Regions from separate parts of the Homo sapiens genome. Here region 2 is linked to region 1. A link is an interaction called in ENCODE POLR2A ChIA-PET data of the cell type or tissue named here. Cell type or tissue: B cell. All regions are shown on one strand. Each heading gives the region's core, and the rest is flanking DNA. Links, peaks and the distances in the headings are about the cores only.

Evidence for each region. ChIA-PET counts read pairs that join two places held together with the same protein. Peaks named below come from ENCODE experiments on the same cell type or tissue, not always from the same donor. Only the 100,000 strongest peaks of a DNase experiment are listed, where the experiment ranks them.
Region 2: POLR2A ChIA-PET joins it to region 1 with 6 read pairs; 4 of 35 experiments call an interaction of 5 or more read pairs at or near these places.

Annotation. Positions count from the first base shown.
Region 1 is chr6:26,355,953-26,360,189 of GRCh38, reverse strand. No RefSeq gene overlaps it. Among named protein-coding and RNA genes, the nearest start is that of BTN3A2, 7.1 kb to the left of the region's middle. In B cell, for the core only: no CTCF peak of the experiment used is centred there; a DNase peak (open chromatin) is centred at 1,539; H3K27me3 peaks cover 1,175 bases.
Region 2 is chr6:26,126,888-26,131,414 of GRCh38, reverse strand. No RefSeq gene overlaps it. Among named protein-coding and RNA genes, the nearest start is that of H2AC6, 5.0 kb to the right of the region's middle. In B cell, for the core only: no CTCF peak of the experiment used is centred there; no DNase peak of the experiment used is centred there; H3K4me3 peaks cover 1,637 bases; H3K27ac peaks cover 2,542 bases.

The DNA.
Region 1 (4,237 bases), core at 1-4,000:
CCAAGAAAGCTGGACTTCATCTTTCAGGCCAGAGTTTCTTCAGCAGAGTTATGTAAAAAACTTGTTTAGACAAAAACTAATTTTTATAATACATCTGAAAATATGTCTTCTAACTACTGAAAGAGATGGGAACTAGTTAAAAAATGCAGCATTAAAAGTTAAAATTTGTTATTAGGGAAGTCATTGGTCACTGATATGATAAACAGTAGTTTCCTTGGAAACTGGAACCACTCCACAACAGTTGATTATAAAGATGTGAACCAGATGATATAGAGTCTGCTTAGGTTACAATTTTTAGATTTAAATTGGCATTAAAATAATTTTTTAAAATTTTAACATTTCTGTCCAGGCGTGGTGGCTCATTTCTGTAATCCCAGCACTTCGAGAGGCCGAGGCAGGCGGATCACTTGAGGTCAAGAGTTCGAGGCCAGCCTGGCCAACATGGTGAAACCCCATTTCTACCAAAAAATACAAAAATTAACTGGCCGTGGGGGCACATGCCTGTAGTCCCAGCTACTCGGGAGGCTGAGGTGGGAGAATCGCTTTAACCCCGTAGGCAGAGGCTGCAGTGAGCTGAGATCATGCCACTACACTCTAGCCTAGGTGACAGGGTGAGACCTTGTCTCAAAAAAGAAAAAAGAAAAGAAAAGGATGATTGTTGCTCTTGGTTGAAGGGAAGCAGGAGCCCAAGGGGTTAAGTGGTTTGCTGGTGGCTGCTGTTGAGAGAAGGGCCATGGTAAACTGAATCCCAGAGGTCTGCAATAAAAGAAGAAAGAGGCTGGGCGTGGTGGCTCATGCCTGTAATCCCAGCACTTTGGGAGGCCAAGGCGGGTGGATCACGAGGTCAGGAGTTCGAGACCAGCCTGACCCATGTGGTGAAACCCCGTCTCTACTAAATATACTAAAATTAGCTGGGTGTGGTGGTACATGTCTGTAGTCCCAGCTACTTGGGAGGCTGAGGCAGGAGAATTGCTTGAACCTGGGAGGCGGAGGTTGCAGTGAGCCTGGGTGTACTCCAGCCTGGGTGACAGAGTGAGACTCTATCTCAAAATAATAATAATAATAAATTAATTAATTAATTAAAAAATAAGAATGAGCCTCCTCTATTGGGAAAGGTCATCCTCTTTGAGCACACAGTTTTGAGAGGGAGAAACTTCCTAATGCTCAGCAGCAAATTTTTTCTATTGCTTAGCCCCAGGCCCCCTCACAATGTGAGGTTTCGTCACATTGGCCAGGCTGGTCTTGAACTCCTGACATCAAGTGATCCGCCCACCTTGGGCTCCCAAAGTGCTAGGATTACAAGCATAAGCCACCACGCCCAGCCGGATCATTTAAGGATATATGAGTAGCTGCACTCACCCCCTTGTTAGAACCTCCAAAAAAGTTCCTTATTTTTCTCATTTTCCAGAATAAAAACAAATTACTTTTAAAATCAGAAAACTCATAAACAGATTACTATTTTAAGGATTAAATCGTCATCCCAGGACAAAACCTGGGTAGCCATAGGCAAATCACTTCCTCTCTGAATATCAATGGTTTCATTTATAAATGAGGTGGTTAGACCACAGTGATTTCTACAGTTCTCGGATGTGCTTAGAAAGCTTTTTTTTTTTTTTTTTTTTTTTTTTTTTAATAGAGACAGAGTCTCACTATGTTGCCTAGGCTGGTCTCGAGGTCCTGGGCTCAAGTGATCCTCCTGCCTAGGCCTCCCAAAGTGCTGGGATTACAGGTGTGAGCCACTGCATTTGGCCTAGAAAGCTTTTTGTTGTTATTAAATCATATGTGCTCTATAATATAGAACATATGATACCACACTTTGGTGACCTATCGATTTCTTCTCACATGTTGTAGTTGCCTTAGAATGTGGAGGCAGCTGGAAGGCACGATGAACAGCAATAGCAGATCACTGGCCTCTGACAACTGTCATTCAGTTGAGAGATGTGGATTAAATATGCCCCCAATTATTATCTGTGTAGTTGTGAGCACATAAGTCAATAGACATAGCGAGTGCTTCCCATGGTTCTATTACTTTATTCCCAAGATTCACACGTGACTATGGCCAGCAGCCTCTGGATATGTTAAGATGAAGGAGATATCAACAAAGCATCATGAAAACATTATTATTATTATTATTATTTTCTTTGAAAGGGAGTCTATCTCTGTCGCCCAGGATGGAGTGCATGGGTGCAATCTCAGTTCACTGCAACCTCCGCCTCCCAAGTTCCAATGATTCTCCTGCCTCAGCCTCCTGAGTAGCTGGGATTACAGGCGCCCGCCACCACTCTTGGCTAATTTTTGTATTTCCTGTAGAGACGGGGTTTCACCATGTTGCCCAGGCTGGTCTTGAGCTCCTGACCTCTGGTGATCCGCCCGCCTCGGCCTCCTGAAGTGCTGAGATTACAGGCGTGAGCCACCGCACCCAGCCGAGCGGAGGTTGCAGTGAGCCAAGATCGAGTCACTGCACTCCAATCTGGGTGACAGAGCGAGACTCGGTCTCAAAAAAAAAAAAGAAAAAAAAAGCCAAGCACAGTGGATCACTTGAGCCCAGGATTTCAACACCAGCCTAGGCAACATGGCAAAACCCAATCTCTACAAAAATACAAAAATTAGCCAGGCGTGGTGGCATGCACCTGTAGTCCCAGCTACTTGGGAAGCGGAGCCTGGGAGTTCAAGGCTGCAGTGAGCCATAATCATACCATTACACTCTAGCCTGGGTGACAGAGTGAGACTTTGTCTCAAAAAAAAAAAAAAAAAAAGTTTTGGCCGGGCGAGATGGCTCATGTCTGTAATCCCAGCACTTTGGGAGGCCAAGACAGACTGATTATTTGAGGTCAGGAGTTCAAGACCAGCCTGGCCAACATGGTGAAACCCCATTTCTACTAAAAATACAAAAGTTGGCCAGCTGCGGTTGCTCATTCCTGTAATCCAAGTGCTTTGGGAGGTCAAGGCGAGTGGATAACCTGAGGTCAGGAGTTCGAGACCAGCCTGGCCAACATGGTGAAACCCCATCTCTACTAAAAATACACAAAAATTAGCTAGGTATGGTGGCTCATGCCTGTAACCCCAACTACTCAGGAGGCTAAGGCAGGAGAATCACATGAACTCAGGAGGTAGAGTTTGCAGTGAGCTGAGACCACACTACTGCACTGCAGCCTGGGCAACAAGAACCAAACTTCGTCTCAGAATAAATAAATAAATAAAGATAGAAAAATTAGCTGCGTGTGGAGGTGCACGCCAGCTACTCTGGAAGCTGAGGCAGGAGGATCACTTGAACCTGGAGACAGAAGTTGTAGTGAGCCAAGATCACGCTACTGCAGTGCAGCCTGGGAAAAAAAGCAAGACTCTATCTCAAAAAAAAAAAAAAAAAAAAAAAAAGGAAAAGAACGGGCTGGGCACGTTGGCTCACGCCTGTAATCCCATCACTTTAAGAGGCTGAGGTGGGTGGATCACCTGAGGTCAGGAGTTCAAGACCTGCCTGAACAATATGATGAAACTCCGTCTCTACTAAAAATACCAAAAAAATTAGCCAGGTGTGGTGGCATGTGCCTGTAATCCCAGCTACTCGGGAGGCTGAGATAGGAGAATCGCTTGAACCTGGGAGGCAGAGGTTGCAGTGAGCCGAGATCACGCCATTGCACTCCAGCCCGGGCAACAACAGCGAAACTTCGCCTCAAAAAAAAAAAAAAAAAAAAAAAAAAAGATGTAGATTTTATTCCCACAAGAGAGAGACAACTTTGCAGGGTCATTTCAAGACAAGGAAATATATTTGGGGCTAAAATATTTTCATTTCTTTCCTTATTTATTATGTGAGGTCATGCCAGAGCCAGGTTGGAAAGCAAACCACGTCACATAGGGTTAAATAAAACCCCTCTGATGAAACTTTATGGTTTGTAGGGGTGACTCCCAAGGTCCCTTAGGGAGGAGTTTGGCCAAGATAAGAAAAAAAGTCAGAGTTTCATCCTCAAAGACAATGTTCCCCTGAAAACTGTTGCTATTTCTATATATTCTTTATTGAACATGCAAGGTATATATCCTGCTTAGAGTAGTGTCAACTGCTGTAACAAATATATGTAAAAGTTTCAGGCCAGGGAAGACGGCTCACTCCTGTAATCCCAGCACTATGGGATGTCGAGAGGTGGAAGGATCACCTGAGCCTAAAAGTTTGAGACAAGCCTGGGCCACATAGGGAGACCCTGTCTCTTTAGAGAGTTTAAAATTTAGCTGGGCATGGTAGTGT
Region 2 (4,527 bases), core at 326-4,325, 230 kb after region 1:
CCGAGTAGCGCTCCTGCCACCACTTGCCCAGCTAATTTTTGTATTTTTAGTAGAGATGGGGTTTCACTATGTTGGCCAGGCTAGTTTGGAACTCCTGACCTCCAGTGATCCATTCTCATTGGCCTCCCAAAGTGCTGGGATTACAGGCAGGAGCCGCCAGGGCTGCCACTTTGATGTCAGACTCAGAGAGTACAGATGGGATAGGGTGGGGGTGGGAACATGTAGTCAAGGCTGACTCTACCTGTTTCAAAGATGCCCTGCAGAACTGTGTGGGAGTCTCTCACAGATGGCTGCCTGGGTGGGACCCCACCAAACTGAAAGACCGAGACTTCAGGCAGGGCAGATGGAGTAGGCCAACTACAGAGCCAGAGGTGACACTGAGACACCACTGGGCCTGGAAATCAGGGCATCAAGCCAAAGAGGGTTTTTCTTAAGACCTAACAGAATTTGCCTTGCCAGGTTTTGGACTTGATTAGGACACATTACACCTTCCTTCTTTCCTATTTCTCCATTTTCTAATGGGAATGTCTATTATGCCTGTTTCACCATTGTACCTTAGAAGCATGTAACATTTCTGGTTTCACACGTTCAAAGCTGGAAAGGAATTTTGTCTCTGGATGAATCACACATTGAGCCTCACCCGTAACCTGATTTAGATGATTTTTTAGATGACACTTTGAACTTTAGAATTGATGCTAGAATGAGTTAAGACTTTCAGGGGGCTGTTGGGATGGAATAATTTTTTTTTTTTTTTTGAGACGGAGTCTAGCTCTGTCGCCCAGGCTGGAGTGCAGTGGCACCATCTTGGCTCACTGCAAGCTCTGCCTCCCGGGTTTATGCCATTCTCATGTCTCAGCCTCCAGAGTAGCTGGGACTACAGGCGCCCGCCACCACGCCTGGCTAATTTTTTTTTTATTTTAGTAGAGATGGGGTTTCACCGTGTTAGCCAGAATGGTCTCGATCTCTTGACCTTCTGATCCGCCTGCCTTGGCTTCCCAAAGTGCTGGGATTACACGTGTGAGCCACCATGCCCGGCTGGGATGGAATAAATTTATCTTGTATGGGAGAAGGACATACATTTTGGCAGGTCAAGGACAGAATGTTATGGACTAAACTGTGTCCCCCAAAATTCATTTATTAAAACCCTAAACCCCAGTGTGACTGCATTTGGACATAGAGCCTTTAGGGGGTACATAAAACTAAAGATCACAGGATAGGGCCCTAATCCCATTGGGGCTGGTGTCCTTACAGAAGATGAGACACTTAGAGCTCTCTCTCCACGCAGGCACCAAGGAAACACCATACAAACACACAGTGAGATGGCAGCCATCTGTTAGCCAGGAACAGATTCTCACCATAAACTATGTTGGCACCTTGATCTTAAACTTCCAGGCTCCAAAACTGTGAGAAAATGAATTTCTGTTCCAAGCCTCTTAGATATGGAAAAAAAGATTCTGTTGTTTAAGCCATCCAGTCTCTGGTATTTTGTTATGGCAGCCTGAGTAGGCTAAGACAATGAAGGATGTGGTAAAACTTTACGTCCCAACCACATACCAAAGAGGCTGGAATTTAGCATGCTTTCTTCTTTCAACTGTAGGCAATGTGCACAAGTTCTAAATCCTAAGACATGTTGGCTCCTTTACTCTGCCCAAACTACAACTCAAACAAACAACTGTAATATAATAACATCCAATGAAGTTCTGACATTTCTTCAACATGAGTACAGTAATTCAATGCCAGAGAATTCATTTTATTTTGAAATCTACATGCCATATTCCAATTTCTGTTGAAGATGCAATGGTTATATTTATTCTTTTTAATATAGATTTATCAGACTGGGCGCGGTGGCTCATACCTGTAATCCTAGCATTTGAGAGGCTGAGGTGGGCATATCACCTGAGGTCAGGAGTTTGAGACCAGGCTGGCCAACATGGTGAAACCCTGTCTCTACTATAAATATAAAAATTAGCTGGGTGTGGTGGTGCATGCCTGTAGTCCCAGTTACTAGGGAGGCTGAGGTAGAATTGCTTGAACCTGGGAGCAGGAGGTTGCAATGAGTGGAAATCGCACCAGTACACTCCAGCCTGGATGACAGAGCAAAATAATAAATAAATACATAAAATAGATTTATCAGTTTATCAATAATATAGTTTTCTTTTCTAGGTGTAAATATAGGTAATGACTGTCCTTTAGTACATTTTCTCATGATGCTCCTCTTACTTGGTTTGGTACAATATTAAGTATTGAAATAAAATAGAGAATCCTGTCGCTACACATGAGCACTTATTCCATTTGCTCATCTCCAATATGCACGGGAAATTCTCAAATTGCTAATAATCTTGTAACACACATGCATTATATTCAACAGGAATATATAAATTTATAATTATAATTTAGGATCAACAGATGACAAACCTTTAGAAGGTTTGTATTTAACCTTAAAATATAATTTTTTAAAAATTGGTTATAAAATTTCTAATACTTTCTTTTTTGTGACCTCAAGGGGAAAATATAATTCTTATAAAAGTTCAAATGATTTACAGAATACAAAAAGTGAATAGAGATGATGAATGAATTAAAGGAAAGGATATTGCTACATAGATTTGGAAATTTAAAAAGGGAAATTACGATTGTTGATTTTGTGTTAAACTGATCTGCTTTGTTCAAGATACCTTATGTACCAAAAAATGATTTTATCTCAGCCTCATATCTCAGTAAATTCCTGAGACAAACTTTAGTCCCTGGTGCCCAGGTGCCTTTGGTAATTGGGAGACCTCTAGGTTTAGCATCCTCATCCACTCGCCCCAATTTAAATAGTCCTCCCCAGGGCCATTCAGGCAAGGGAGATGAAAACTTGCTCAAGAGTTGGAATCCAACTGAAGCTACCGAAATTCATTGCTCAATAGATAATTTTCCCTGGAAGTAACTAGGGCTTTTGAATATAATAGTGGGCATTTCAAAGTAGAAGGTAAAGTATTTTGGAGATGAGGAGACAGGACAGAGCTACGAGGAATGTCCTTTGCTTAGGGACTAGGCTCTTAGCAGTACCTCTTAGGTAAGAACTGGTTAACTGGCACCTTCTGTGTTTCTCTGAAGCTCCCTTTGCTTAGGGACTAGGCTCTTAGCAGTACCTCTTAGGTAAGAACTGGTTAACTGACACCTTCTATGTGTCTGAAGCTCCCAGAACAAACTGCCAGTGAAATTTGGATTTTTGGAATATAGTTTCTTTTTTCTTGTTACTTTTTGTTTTGTTGTTTTTTTTTGAGAGTCTCACTCTCACTGCAACCTCCCCCTCCTATATTCAAGTGATTCTCTTGCCTCAGCCTCCCGAGTAGCTGGGACTACAGGCGTGCACTAGCATGCCCAGCTAATTTTTGTATTTTTTAGTAGAGATGGGGTTGGTTTTTTTTTGAGACGGAGTTTCACTTTGTCGCCCAGGCTGGAGTGCAGTGGCACGATCTTGGCTCACTACAACCTCCACCTCCCGGGGTTCAAGTGATTCTTCTGCCTCAGTCTCCTGAGTAGCTGGGACTACAGGCGCCTACAGGTGAACACCGCCACACCTGACTAATTTGTGTAGTTTTATTAGAGATGGGGTTTCGCCATGTTGGCCAGGCTGGTCTCAAACTCCTGACCTCAGGTGATCTACCCACCTCAGCCTCCCCAAGTGCTGGGATTACAGATGTGAGACACCAGATCAGCCTCAGAAGACATTTTCTATTGGAAAGAGAAAACACTATTAGCAACCTATTAGTCTAATATTTAATACTTAATGTCTTCCTTAGTAATAAACCAACTCTCTACAACAAAGTGCTTCCTGGCTGCCTAAGTCATTGATTCATTCAGTTCAACATTTTCTCAATGCCCAACAGCCAAGTGTCTCTTGTATGCCAAGTTCTATGCTGATTATCAGTATTTGAATAAGAGGGGGTCTACATCTTAAGTACTGCTTAAGATGAAAGCCTCTAGGTTAACAAACTTAACACAATGTATCATTCACTACTAAATAGACCGAATACAAAATCTTGTTATTGGAGCCCAGAGAGAAGAATTGAAATTCAAGTTTTCTCTCTCTCCTTTTCTCACTCACCACAATAAGTCAGTTGCACCAAGTCTTGTAGCTCTTTACTGAGCCATGTTTTCACGTGTCCCTTTGTTTTATTTGCCACACCCTAAATAAAAATTGTACTGGCTTTTTTTCCCTGGGTTTACAGTATTAATACATTGTCAAGATTTACCTCTTCGTGTAGATTCCCTGGGGAAAATTACCTTTCCTCCTTCCCTTAAATTCTTCAGAGGTTAGAAAGCCATTAGTAACATTCTGGTATGTGGACAAAGTTTACCCATTATGTATGGATGTTTTACTCTTTCTATTTTTCTGACAATAATCTCTTAAGGAGGTGTGGTTATAGAATAGTCAGCTGTTATAAGTACTGTTTTCCTGGCCTTACAACTTAAGTTCTTTAAGCTGTTTCTTAGTTTGCTCATCTCAAAATTCGGAATAAGGATAAAACCTATCTCTTAGAT